2 separate regions of the Homo sapiens genome follow, and region 2 is linked to region 1. A link is a contact called in ENCODE Hi-C or POLR2A ChIA-PET data. All regions are on one chromosome and are shown on one strand. Each heading gives the region's core, a stretch centred on a gene start or an enhancer-like site at or near the end of the contact. The rest is flanking DNA. Distances are from core to core; before and after follow the strand shown.

Evidence for each region. Hi-C counts contacts between places; a loop is a spot of excess contacts on that map. ChIA-PET counts read pairs that join two places held with the same protein, here RNA polymerase II (POLR2A). Pooled maps may share reads with other maps.
Region 2: a pooled map shows a loop between it and region 1 (3-fold over the local background). The contact joins the promoter of ESRP2 here to the enhancer-like site in region 1. A Hi-C loop is called at or near these places in 1 of 168 maps with a recorded cell type or tissue (PC-9) and 5 of 50 pooled maps. POLR2A ChIA-PET finds 5 or more read pairs at or near these places in 2 of 52 experiments (PC-9 and naive thymus-derived CD4-positive, alpha-beta T cell).

Annotation. Positions count from the first base shown.
Region 1 is chr16:67,501,232-67,507,651 of GRCh38, forward strand. ATP6V0D1-DT (ATP6V0D1 divergent transcript) reads left to right here. Exons shown (of 4, transcript NR_184227.1): 4 at 2,794-5,172. Among named protein-coding and RNA genes, the nearest start is that of AGRP, 21 kb to the left of the region's middle. RefSeq lists an enhancer at 3,497-3,606. Within about 2 kb of position 3,305, at least 13 of the 41 ENCODE cell types and tissues checked have a DNase peak (open chromatin) inside an H3K27ac peak, as active enhancers do.
Region 2 is chr16:68,233,270-68,239,689 of GRCh38, forward strand. It overlaps ESRP2 (epithelial splicing regulatory protein 2), which reads right to left and starts at 2,858. Exons shown (of 15, transcript NM_024939.3): 1 at 2,579-2,858; 2 at 2,365-2,493; 3 at 725-838; 4 at 499-613; 5 at 58-156. The coding sequence starts at 2,776. MIR6773 (microRNA 6773) reads right to left here and starts at 230; the gene lies at 157-230. RefSeq lists silencers at 2,806-3,035, 4,346-4,435, 4,466-4,565 and enhancers at 3,057-3,645, 3,646-4,233, 4,234-4,822, 4,823-5,409.

The DNA of each region.
Region 1 (6,420 bases), core at 2,055-4,554:
TTTTCACATGATAGGTATGAACTGGTAATGGAATAAAATAGGCCGGGCGCAGTGGCTCACATCTGTAATCCCAGCACTTTGGGAGGCTGAGGTGGGTGAATCACCTGAGGTCAGAAGTTCAAGACCAGCCTAGCCAACATAGCAAAACCAAGTCTCTACTAAAAATACAAAAATTAGCCAAACATGGTGGCACGTGCCTGTAATCCCAGGTATTCAGAGACTGAGGCACAAAAATCGCTTGAACCCAGGAGGCAGAGGCTGCAGTGAGCCAAGATTGCACCACTGCACTCCAGCCTGGGGGACAGAGTAAGACTCTGTCTCAAAAATAAAGCAAAATAAAATAAAATAAAATAAATCGTCATTGTATGATGATACATTTGGTACTCCAAACTATCAAGTTGTGGCCAGGTGCAGTGACTCATGCCTGTAATCCCAGCATTTTGGGAGACCAGGGTGGGTGGATCACCTGAGGTCAGGAGTTTGAAACCAGCCTGGCCAACATGGTGAAACCCCTTCTCTACTAAAAATACAAAAATTAGGTGGGCGTGATGGTGTGCACCTGTAATCCCAGCTACTCAGGAGGTTGAGACAGGAGAATGGCTTGAACCTGGGAGGTGAAGGTTGCAGTGAGCCGAGATCACACCACTGCACTCCAGCCTGGCGACAGAGCAAGACTCCATCTCAAACAACAACAACAACAACAACAAAACTATCAAGTTGTAACTTCAAAACTGAAATTTATTTATGTATTTATTTATTTTGAGACGGAGTTTCGCTCTTGTCACCCAGGCTGGAGTGCAATGGTGCGATCTCAGCTCACTGCAACCTCTGCCTCCCGGGTTCAAGCGATTCTCCTGCCTCAGCCTCCCAAGTAGCTGGAATTACAGGCCCCCGCCACCATGCCCAACTAATTTTTGTGTTTTTAGTAGAGATGGGGTTTCACCATGCTGGCCAGGCTGGTCTCAAACTCCTGACCTCAGGTGATCCATCTGCTTCGGCCTCCCAAAGTGCTGGGATTACAGGCATGAGCCACGACACCCGGCCCAAAACTGCAATTTATAGTGCACTGAGCAGCAAAGAAAAGTGACGAGAGCACCACTTACGATCTCTGTTCCAACAACTCGACTCTGCTGTTGGAACCCAAAAGCAGACACAGGCACCATGTAACAGATGAACCAGGCTACATTTCAATAAAACTCCATGTCTGCACACTGAAATTAGAATTTTAGATAACTTTAATGTGTCACAAAATAGCCTCCATTCGATTTTTTTTCATTGTGGTTCACGCCTGTAATCCTGGCCCTTTGGGAGGCCAAGGCAAGAAGATGACTTAAACCCAGGAGTTGGAGACGCAGCCTGGGCAACATCAGGAGACCCTATCTCTACAAAAAAAATTTTAAATTAGCTGAGTGTGGTGGTGCGCACCTGTAGTCCCTACCCTTTGGGAGGCTGAGGCAGGAGGATCATTTGAGGCCAGGAGCTCACTGCACTCCAGCCTGGACAACAGAGGGAGACCATATCTTGGAAAAAGAGAGAGAGAGAGAGAAAAAGAGAGATGGAGGGAGAAGGAGAGAAATGTAAAAACTTTAGAAAAACTTCAGTGCTTCTTAGTTGGTTTAAAAAAAAAAATGCCAGGCATGGTGGCTCATGACTGTAATCCCAGTACTTTGGGAGGCCGAGCAGGCGGATCGCAAGATCAAGAGATTGAGACCATCCTGGCTAACACAGTGAAACCCTGTCTCTACTAAAAATACAAAAAATTAGCCGGGCATGGTAGCGGGCGCCTATAGTCCCAGCTGCTCAGGAGGCTGAGGCAGGAGAATGGCTTGAACCCTGGAGCCGGAGCTTGCAGTGAGCCCAGATTGCGCCACTGCACTCCAGCCTGGGCGAGAGTGCAAGACTCCGACTCAAAAAAAAAAAAAAATCCTTGGGAGGCTGAGGCTGGAGGATCCCTTGAGCCCAGGAGGTTGAGGCTGCAGTGAGCTGTGATCCCACTACTGCACTCAGCCTGCATGACAGAATGAAACCCTGTCTCAATCAATCAATCAATAAGGCCGGGCACAGTGGCTCACGCCTGTAATCCCAGCACTTTGGGAGACCGAGGCGGATGGATCATTTGAGGTCAGGAGTTCAAGACCAGCTTGACCTACATAGTGAAACCCTGTCTCTACTAAAATACAAAAATTAGCCAGGTGTGGTGGCAGATGCCTGTAATCCCAGCTACTTGGGAGACTGAGGCAGGAGAATCGCTTGAACCCAGGAGGCGGAGGTTGCAGTGAGCCAAGATCACACCACTGCACTCCAGCCTGGGCGACAGAACAAGACACCCTCTGAAAGAAAGAAAAGAAAGAAAGAGAAGGAAGGAAGGAAGGAAGGAAGAAAGGAAGGAAGGAAGGAAGGAAGGAACCATTCTTGACTTGTGGGTTATACAAAAACAGGCAGGGTTCCACTCCTGGCACTAGGTTTGTTCTTGTGTTTGTTCTCTGTTCAGGGTTATGCCACGCAGAGGGTAGGAGGGGAATTAGTCCATGGTTATGTGTCCTCACAGATGACCACTGAGAAGGCCACCATGCCTAGTCGTCACGACTCTAGGCCCAGCAACTTGCTGAAGACTCTGCAGTGCTGGGGACCCAGGCATTTTTGTGAGGCTGTCCACACCCTATCTGCCTGTGAGGACTGGGCAGTCCATCTGGGGGTCTGGCTGCCTCTCCTGCGTGCTGCTGGGAGGCTAGGCCTGACTGTCATTGCTCTACGGCCACATCCCCAGCCACGCTCTTCTTTTTCTTCTTTCAGCCAGAGGGAGCCCTGAATTCATGCAGAGGAGTTTTTCTACCTTCCATCTGCTTCTGCATATCATCTTGTCTACTTAATGCCCCTCCTTCCGGATTTATAGAACAGTATGCATAATATGACCCCAACTGCATTCCAAAAAATAGATGTAGATGTAAGCTTAGAGATGCAAAGAAACTTTTTGAGAGAATTCACTATGCTTCTCGCGGGTGGTGACACAGTTCAAGGAGGTTCCATGGGGTGTAATGTTTATCTTTCTCTTTTGTCCTTCTGATCATTGAAATGATGCTTTGTGTGTGTGAACATGTATTACTTTTATAATTAAAATAGAAAAATTAATTTGAATGGGACAAATGCTCGAAGTCAAAGTCACCTGTTATAACTGCTGTCACTAACAGGGCAACTGTTTGAAAATGCTGCAGAAACATGAGAAATGTTCATGAAGTGACCCTGTGGAGGCTTCCGGTCACAGGATCATGTGAGCGCCACGATCACCCCAGGGGTGGAGCAGATGCTAAGTGTTCACCACACCCAATTCTCTTCCTGGACACACAGGAAGATGACATTTCCAGTGACATGCCCCACCTCTAGGCCCTAGTCTTTTTTTTATTTAAAGGTCTGAGTCTTGTTCTGTCACCCAGGCTGGAGTGCAGTGCTGTGATCATGACTCACTGCAGCCTCAACCTCCTGTGCTCAAACAATCCTCCCACCTCAGCCTCCCTAATAGCTGATGTCATATAGGCATGAGCCAGTGTGCCTGGCTCAGGCCCTACCCTTAAAAGCATCCCACCTGATTCACCAGCCCCCTTCTCTCTCTCAGTAAACTTGGAAACCACGCATTCCAGATGGTATAATTTACAGCATGATGGAAAAAGCCAGCTCTCCATGGGAAGCTGGCCAGTCTTCATTGGAGTACATTTTTATTGCATGAAGCCAATGAGACTTGATATTGTTTAACTCTGTGGTTTCCAAAGTGCGGTCCTTTTGAAGTATCCATAAAGTCTACACTAGGTTCACGGTAATATTAAGATGTTATTTGTCAGCTGGGCACGGTGGCTCACGCCTATAATCTCAGCACTTTGGGAGGCCAAGGCAAATGGATAATGAGGTCAGGAGTTTCAGACCAGCCTGGCCAACATGGTGAAACCCAGTCTCTACTAAAAATACAAAAATTACCTGGGTGTGGTGATGCATGCCTGTAATCCCAGCTACTCAGGAGGAGGCTGAGGCAGGAGAATTGCTTGAATCCGGGAGGCAGAGATTGCAGTGAGCTGAAATCTCACCACTGCACTCCAGCCTGGGTGATGGAGCAAGACACTGTCTCAAAAAAAAAAAAAAAGATATTATTTGTCTTTCATGAGTGTACAGTGGGATTTTCCAGAGGCTACATGACATGTGTTTTTTTATTTTGTTTTTTATACTGACAGAGGGGTCTTGCTATGTTGCCCAGACTGGTCTTCCAACTCCTGGCCTCAAGTGATCCTCCCGCCTTCACCTCCCAAAGTGCTGGGATTATAGGTGTGAGCCACTGCGCCTGGCTGTTTGTGACATGTGATGTTGAAACAGGTTGAGTATAGAAGCAGATATGGGAATTAAACCAGAATATTAAACCAGACATTGAAGAGATTTGCAAAAAATACAAAACAATACCACTGTTTTCACTTTCTTTTTGGTTTGGAAAAATGTAGTTATTTTTCATTAAAAGTATGTTGTGTTGGCTGGGCACAGTGGCTCATGCCTGTAATCTCAACGCTGGGAGACTGAGGTGGGAGGATCACTTGAGATCAGGAGTTCGAGACCAGCCTGACCAACATAATGAAACCCCATCTCTACTAACAATATAAAAATTAGCTGGGCTGGCTGAGCGCGGTGGCTCACGCCTGTAATCCCAGCACTTTGGGAGGCCAAGGCGGGCGGATCATGAGGTCAGGAGATCGAGACCATCCTGGCTAACATGGTGAAACCCCATCTCTACTAAAAATACAAAAAATTAGCTGGGCGAGGTGGCGGGCGCCTGTAGTCCCAGCTGCTCAGGAGGCTGAGGCAGGAGAATGGCGTGAACCCAGCGGGCAGAGCCTGCAGTGAGCAGAGATCGCGCCACTGCACTCCAGCCTGGGCGACAGCAAGACTCCGTCTCAAAAAAAAAAAAAAAAAATAACTGGGCTTGGTGGCATGCGCCTATAATCCCAGCTACTTGAGAGGCTGAAGCAGAAGAATTGCTTGCACCTGGGAGGGGCAGGTTGCAGTGAGCCAAGATCGCACCACTGCACTCCAGCCTGGGCAACAGAGCAAGACACCTTCACCTTCTCAAAAAAAAAAAAAGTTGTGTTAACATGTAATGGTTTCATGATATCATTTTAAATAAATTAATAAACATGTAAACATTTTCTCTGTTTTAATTTCTCACATGGTAAATATTAATGGTGTGAACCAAAAAGTGACTGAGGCATCTCAATCAATTTAGAGGTTTATCTTGCCAAGGTTGAGGACACGCCCGGGGAAAAAGAGACACAAGTCACAGTACGATCTGTGTCCTGTGCTTTTTCCAAAGAGGAAAGAGGCAGCAGGAGGGGAGGGAGGAAAGGGGAAAAAAGCGGGCAGGAGGGTAGGCAGGGCGGCAAGTGGTGACATTGTTGTGAGGCTGTGATTAGCAGCTCAGTGACTCTACATTTTATATGTGAAAAGGGGTCGGGGGAGTCAACTATGCATTGTCTCGGGCTTAGTAGATCTACATTTTACATAACTAAGCCTGTGAAATTACAGCTGTCCGTTTGGGAAAGGAAGGCAGTTTTTGTGGTTCCCAAGCTTAACTTTCCCTTTGACATAATGAGTTTGGGGTCCCAAGATTTTATTTTCCTTTCATAATAGATATAACCAACATGAACAAAATTCTTTAGAATCCTCAAAAATACTGAAGAGTGAAAAGACGTCATGAGACCAAAAGGTTTGAGACCCTTTGCTCTGTGACAGCTAGCCACCCTGGGACAGGCCGTTTCAATCTGGAAACACACATAGTACCTCAATTATGGGAAATTCTCTCTCTCTGTCTCTTTTTTTTTTTCTTTTGAGATGGAGTCTCGCTCTGTCACCCAGGCTGGAGTGCAGTGGCGCGATCTGGGCTCACTGCGACCTCCACCTCCCGCGTTCAAGTGATTCTCCCACCTCAGCCTCCTGAGTAGCTGGGATTACAGATGTGCACCACCACATCTAACTAATTTTTGTATTTTTAGTAGAGACGGGGTTTCACCATGTTGGCCAGGCTGGTCTCGAACTCCTGACCTCAAGTAATCCTCCCACCTTGGCCTCCCAAAGTGCTGGGATTACAGGCGTGAGCACGGCACCCGGTCCCTTTCACTTTACACTTTCCATTACTGTCATTTTGCTCTACTTCCTGGAGATTTCTTCAACTCTATTTCCAACCCTTATATTGAGTTTCTCACTTCTGCTATCATATGTTTCGTTTTTCAAGGCTTTAACATTGCTCTCTGGAATTTTTTTCCCCCTTTTATTCCTGAGGCATGCTGTTCTTGCTTTATGGATGTAATGTCTTCTCTAATATCTCTGAGAATATTAATGCAGAATGTACATTTCCTCTGATTTGTTATTGTTGTTTTCATCTCTGCTTACCGT
Region 2 (6,420 bases), core at 1,608-4,107, 730 kb after region 1:
AGCAATAGGCATTTGTCATCCCTGAGAACAGGTGACAGGCAGTGAGGGAAACCTTACTGCTGGGCTCTTTGAGTAGATGGAGGATAACAGCTACCATTGTCTTGACTTCCCAGACCCCAAAGTCATCCTCTGTGGCATCTGTCTCCAGTCCTAAACCTATGGGCAGAGAAGTGACAGTGAAGACATCTTAGCATAAGCACTAATCCTGTTTACTCCTGGGCCCAACTCCCCTCCATAGACACATGCTGGAGACCAGCATACACATTTGTTTTGGCCCAGTTCATGTGTGCACATACAGATTCCCAGTCCAGACATAGACAGACACATACCCACATTCCAAACTCATCCTAGCACAGACACGAAGACACAGTACACTCAGGGACTTAGCAGATAACGCAGTCTTGTATGTGTCCATATTACCCACCCACAGCATGCACATACTCAGACACATGTACCCACAGTGGCTTCTCCACCCTAACCCTGCTGGGTCACAGATACCCTGTGCCATGGTGGCCACAGTGAGGTCCCTGGCAGGGCAGGTGCTTGGATGCTGCATATGGAATTCTCTTCGGAGGTCATAGAAGGAGAAGAACATGTCGGGGAGCACCAGGTTCTGGGGGCACATAGGATTGAGGATGAGCGCCCTGCCCACCCTCAGGACAAGAGGGGTTCTGGGAACCTTACTGACCACCCCACCCCACCCGGTTTTCCTTCAGGAGCATACCTTCCTGGAGGCCTCGGGGTGCAGGACCTGTCGCAATAGCTGCTGCCCATCAGTGCAGAGCATGTAGGGGCCCCCGCCCAGCAAAGCCACATCCCCGTTCACCAGCTGTGAGAACTGGGGATAGGGAATGGGGAGAGAGAAACACACAGATTCACAGCTGGGCAGGCAGGAAGTGAGGGTAGGAGGAAGGAGGCAGGCTGCAAAGCTGGTTCAGCCAGATGTTCAGCCCTATCCTGCCTGGGAATAAGAGGCCACGCCTGTTGAGCCTAGCCCTATGTCCCTTCCCCTCACCCCCCAACCCTGTTCCAGTCCACTGTCACCTCCTCCAGGCCAAATGAGGGCAATCACATATAACCGAAGCCCTCAACACACACACTCCAGGAGTTTGGAGTGGGGCCAGAGCAAACACCTGGAGTGGGACAAGCAGGTGGGAAGGGGCGGGGCAAAGCAGGTTAAACCTGTCTTTGACCGGGTACCACCCTCAGACAGGTGGGGGAGGCCCAGGCCTGCCTGAGGCCCAGAAGGCTCATGGTCAATGGCAGCCCCGCCTCCAGGTCTGACCAACCGAGGGGCAGAGAAACTCCAAGGACAGAGCTCCACACTTGGACATCAGGGGCAGCATGAGCTTTGACCCACATCCTATTGACCGGCTGGCACTGAGCTGTTTGCTCATAGAGGGGGTGGCACTCCTGAGGCTGCCCAGCCCTCCCCCAGCCTCCATCCTTGCTGGAGAAGTATAAACACTAATCAGTGACCCACGAACCCTCCCTGCCAATTCTGTGACACTTTACAACTTGGGGCTGACAGAGCAAGGCAACCCAGCTCTCCTCCAGCAAACTCCCCAAGTGAAGGGCCGGGAGCCCTTCTGGAACAGACAAGGAATCATCATCGTGGTGCCTCCTCATCAGGAACCACAAGAGTTGTTGGAAGATGAAAGAACGTGAGTGTATAAAAAGGACTTACACTAATTACACTCAAGAGTCAGACATAGAATGAGCGCCGTAGTGAAGATAAGGAAAAGAAAACAGCAATGGAAACCACCTCCCACTTCAGCTAGGGCAGGAGGCACCCCAGGCCTTTGCACTCAGCAGGCAGATAGTCCCCCAGGCCAGGCCGGGACAGCGCCCACGCCTGGCCAGCCGGCCGGGACAGGCCTAGACGAGCAGTTTACACCTGGCGGCGTCTACCTCTAGGGCCGACACCGCCCTACGCCTCCGCTCCAGCAGCTCCCAAGCAGGCCGAAGACGCGGGCCGCAAGGACAGGTGACCTATATGGGCCCCTCGACCCCTTTCGCTTCCGGCTGCGGCTCAGGGAGACCTGACCCAGCAGGTCTCCCAAAGGCGTCTCGGCCTCGCTCCCCGGGCGGGAACTGGGGATGGATCCCAAAGCCTGCGTCCCGATCCCTTCGGTAGGAGTAGGTTCCTGCAATGGTTGAAAAGTAAGGAGCCCAGGGGAATGGCTGGCACGCGCGGATGAAAGGGGCACGCACACGCGAGAGTCGCTCAAAGTTTCAAACAAGAGCCCAGTCCTGCCGCCTGGACCGGTTGGTTGCGGCACGCCAGGCCTAGCCTCCGGCCGCCAATCCCGCCCAGAAATGTCCTCACGTCCAGGCCATGCCGCCACCCACCCCGGCGCTCACCTGCTGCAGCACCTTGTCCAGCGGCTCTGCCCGCGCCAGGCTGTCGGCGCTCAGGCCGCTCGCCTCGCGGCACTGCGTACTCAGTGCGGCCGCCTCGGCACGAACCAGCGATTTGTGCAGCGTCCCCACCTGTGAGCGGCGGGGGAAACCGATCAGCCGCGCCCCTCGACCCCGGAAGCTCCCTGGGGACCTCACCGCCTCTTTTCCACCCTACCTGGCGGCTCCGCGGCTCAACCACTTGCCAAACTAGGAGGATTAAGTCGGTCTCGTCCGAGCCCAGGTCCCGTCCCAGCGCACCCGCCGTAGCCCCGAAGAGGACGACCAGTGATCCGGGCCAGGGGCAGGGGTCCGCGGCGGGGTCGGCCGCGGGGTCAGGGCCCGGGGGAGGGGGCGGCGGCGGCGGCGGAGTCATGGCCGCAGAGGAAGGGGGCTCTCGGCCAGACACGCGGACCGACGAGGCGCACGCACGCACCGACCGACCGCAGACGCGGATCAGCTTGGGCGGGACACCGTGTATCGGGGGCGGCACCTGCGGCCCGGCTGGCTCAGTGGGCGCTGCCAAGACCCGCCCGTGGCGCCCCGCGGGGCGGGGCGGCTACCGGCCCACGCCCTCTCCAGGCGAGTTACCTGCCGGCCCCGCCGGCCACGTGACCGGGGCGGCTCCGGGAACCTTGGGGGAGGGCCGCCAGAACTCAACCCAGGACGCAAGAGCTCACGCTCCCGGCCTGGGCGCACGCTTAGGATCCGGATTCCTACTTCCAGGGCTGGTCCTGCCTGATTTTGGGGGCTAACCCATTCTTCCGCTCTCCCCCCACTCTTCCCCAGGGGTCGTCAGGCCTCTGCAAAGGAGCGTGCAAGACAGAGGCCTTCTCCAGTATGGAAGTCACCAGGAGGCAGTCTAGGGGCTGTGGGGGTCAACACGGCAGGTCTGGGGTTGATGGAAGTCAAAGGGTCAAGGGGGCGGTGAGAGTTGCCGGGTATCACCCTGTAGGGGGATCACCAGAAGTCACCTGGGAAAGGGGAGGGCGGCGGGAACATCAGCGTTGTTAGAGCTGTGGGGTGGTCACCAGGGATCACAGGGAAGGGCTTGTCCACGCAGATGCTAGGGCCGAGCGCTAGCCTGGCACTGAGAAGTGCCAGAGCGCGGTCGTTGTGGGTTGGGAGTGGGCAGGCCTCAATGCTGGGGAAAGGAACCCCCCAAATCGCAGAGAGCTGCACCCTAGACGAGGCTGAGAGGGGTAGAACGGGCCTGGAGCCTCACTCCTACCCCACGTGTGGGGGCCTGCCTGCTTTCGTCCCTTTCTGGACGGTGGAGAAGCTGCCTGGAGATTGCGAGCGCTCTGGCCGATGGGGGGCTAGCGTTGAGCGTGTGTGCGCGCATGCGGGCTGCAGATCCTCCCTTTTCCATCCCGCACCTACAACCCAATTGACAGCCCCGCATTTGGGGCTCCCATTCCTCCCTTTGCCCAGTGGAGCTTGGTGAGGCTCCTTTATGGCGCGTTTCCCGGCCGTTCCTTACTTTCCCAAACTCTCCCAGGGAGGTGACTGAGAAACTGAATAAGTGACTGAGAAACTGAATAATCCAGCAGGAAGGAGGGGGCTCCAGCGTGGCGGGAACTGAGTCACGCGGTTGCCTAGCCCGACTCGAGACTGAGACGGGAGCCGCACCACGCGCTTTCGGACAAGGAGGGTGCTGCGGCCCGGCCCCTGGACAATGGAGAGAGCGGGGCACCCGGGCGCATCACCAGAGCTCATGCCCGGGAAAGGGGCGAGGCCCGGGGGGAGAGAGCTCAGCGTAGCTCCACTTGGCAGCTAAAGAAACAGGCGCCCGGGACGGAAATGACTCGCGCCCGGACACGGCGACAGGGAGAGCATGGGAAGTGCTTCCTTCGCCCGGCGGGTTCGAGCGAGTAGCACTTTACTTTCCCTACAGGTGGAGGCGGGCCTTGGTGCGCGGCTGTCCATCTCCGGACCGCCCACCCGGGCACTGGCCCATGCGTCTCCTCCCCCGGAAGCGGTAAGCGAATCAGGCGCGGGGGAAGGGAGAACGTTGCTCCTCGGGCCCCTCCTCCCGATAAGCCTGGAATGTCAAATATTTGTTCGCGGGGCGGGGCGCAACCGCGAGTAACGCTCCTCCCCCTCCCGCCCGGTAGGGCGCCTGCGCTTGGTGGAGGCGGCCCTTCCTCCGGCCACGCCCTTCCAGCCAACTCCCCTAAACCAGTGGCCCTAACCGCCGCATTCCTAAAGCTCCACAGAAGCACGTCGCTTCCTCCTTGGCTCCTGTCTGGGTTCCACTCTTACAGCACAGGGTCACAGCGTCCCCGCCCGAAGGTCTGGGCGCTACTCGGTCTCCTTCTCGCCCCTCCTGGCGACCTCATCTGTGCAGCCTCTAGGCCCTTTTTCCTCTTCAGCCTGAGTCTCGACGCCCGCTCTTCCCGGAAGCCACCTTCGCGAGGTGACTGCTCCATTGTGGCGTCTCTGGCAGTCCTGAGCGCTTTCCCACGGAAGACGCGCTTATGCGTGTCCAAGTCGCCGCTGGGTCGTGAACCTGAGGCACGGGCTGGTAGCACAGTGCGGCTCCCCTAAACTACCCCGGATGCCCATCCGGCTGCCCCCATAGCAAGACAACTCCTGCAACTTAGATTCTTTTTATTTTATTTTATTTTTTTAATTTTTATTATTCTTTTCTTTGAGACGGAGTTTTGCTCTTGTTGCCCAGACTGGAGTGCAATGGCGCGATCTCGGCTTACTGCAACCTCCGCCTCCTGGGTTCAAGCGATTCTCCTGCCTCAGCCTCCCAAGTAGCTGGGATTACAGGCGTGCACCACCACGCCTGTATTTTTTTAGTAGAGACGGGGTTTCACCATGTTGATCAGGCTGGATGGTCTCGAACTCCTGACCTCAGGTGATCCACCCGCCTCGGTCTCCCAGTGCTGGGATTACGGGCGTGAGCCACCACGCCTGGCTAATTTTTGTATTTTTTGCAGAGACGGGGTCTCGCCATGTTGACCAGGCTGGTCTCGAACTCCGCCCACCTCGGCCTCCCGAAGGGCTAGAATTATAGGCATGAGCTACCGTGCACTCAGCTCCAACCCTTGCATTCTTCTTTAAAAACCAAATTCGTTTAAATACTGGGCAGGAGGGTGGGGTCCTGTTTTGCTGAGATCCCTTACTCATCTTCAGATGAGTCCTTCCAGATGACCCCATTATTACTAAACAACCCACACTCCTGACCCCAACCGACCCTCATTGCTTCTTTCTGCCCCCCAACCCCCCAACTTAACCAACTTATAACACGATTTATTAATCGTGTATTGTCTCCCCGCTCCATCATCCTATCCTCGAAGATAGAGGCTTACCCCCAACGCCTGTCACTGAATGAATGAACTGTTGTCTAAGGCTAGCTTCTTCTGCCACAGGGTATTTCAGCAATGGTAAGACACAGGCCTTTGCAGTAGGGTCTCATCTGTGCCCTTTCCTCCTCTCCAGCCCTACCCCTTCTCTATCTAGGGCTCCAGCTCTTCCTCCAGAATTTTTTTTTTTTTTTTTTTTTTTTTGAGACAGAGTCTCGCTCTGTCCCCCAGGCTGGAGTGCAATGGCATGATCCCGGCTCACTGCAACCTCCGCCTCCTGGGTTGACGCGATTCCTCTGCCTCTGCCTCTGCCTCAGCCTCCCGAGTAGCTGGGACTACAGGCGCGCGCCACCATGCCGGGTTAATTTTTGTATTTTTAATAAAGATGGGATTTCCCCATATTGAACAGGCTGGTCTCGAACTCCTGACCTCGTGATCCGCCCGCCTCGGCCTCCCAGAGTGTTGGGATTACAGGCATGAGCCACCGCTCCCGGCCTTCCTCCAGATTTTCTACCTTCCGCAGGGGTCCCTTCTGTAGTTTGAGATTTCTGTACTTCTCTAAAAATTGTCCCCCACCCCCACCCCACTCCTCGCTCCCCTGGGGTTCATGAATTAATGAATAGGAGATTGGTACGGCAGAGAGGTAAGCAAGGCCCCGACGGCCCAGGCCGCCTGAGGTCAGCCGCCTTTCTCAAAACCGCGT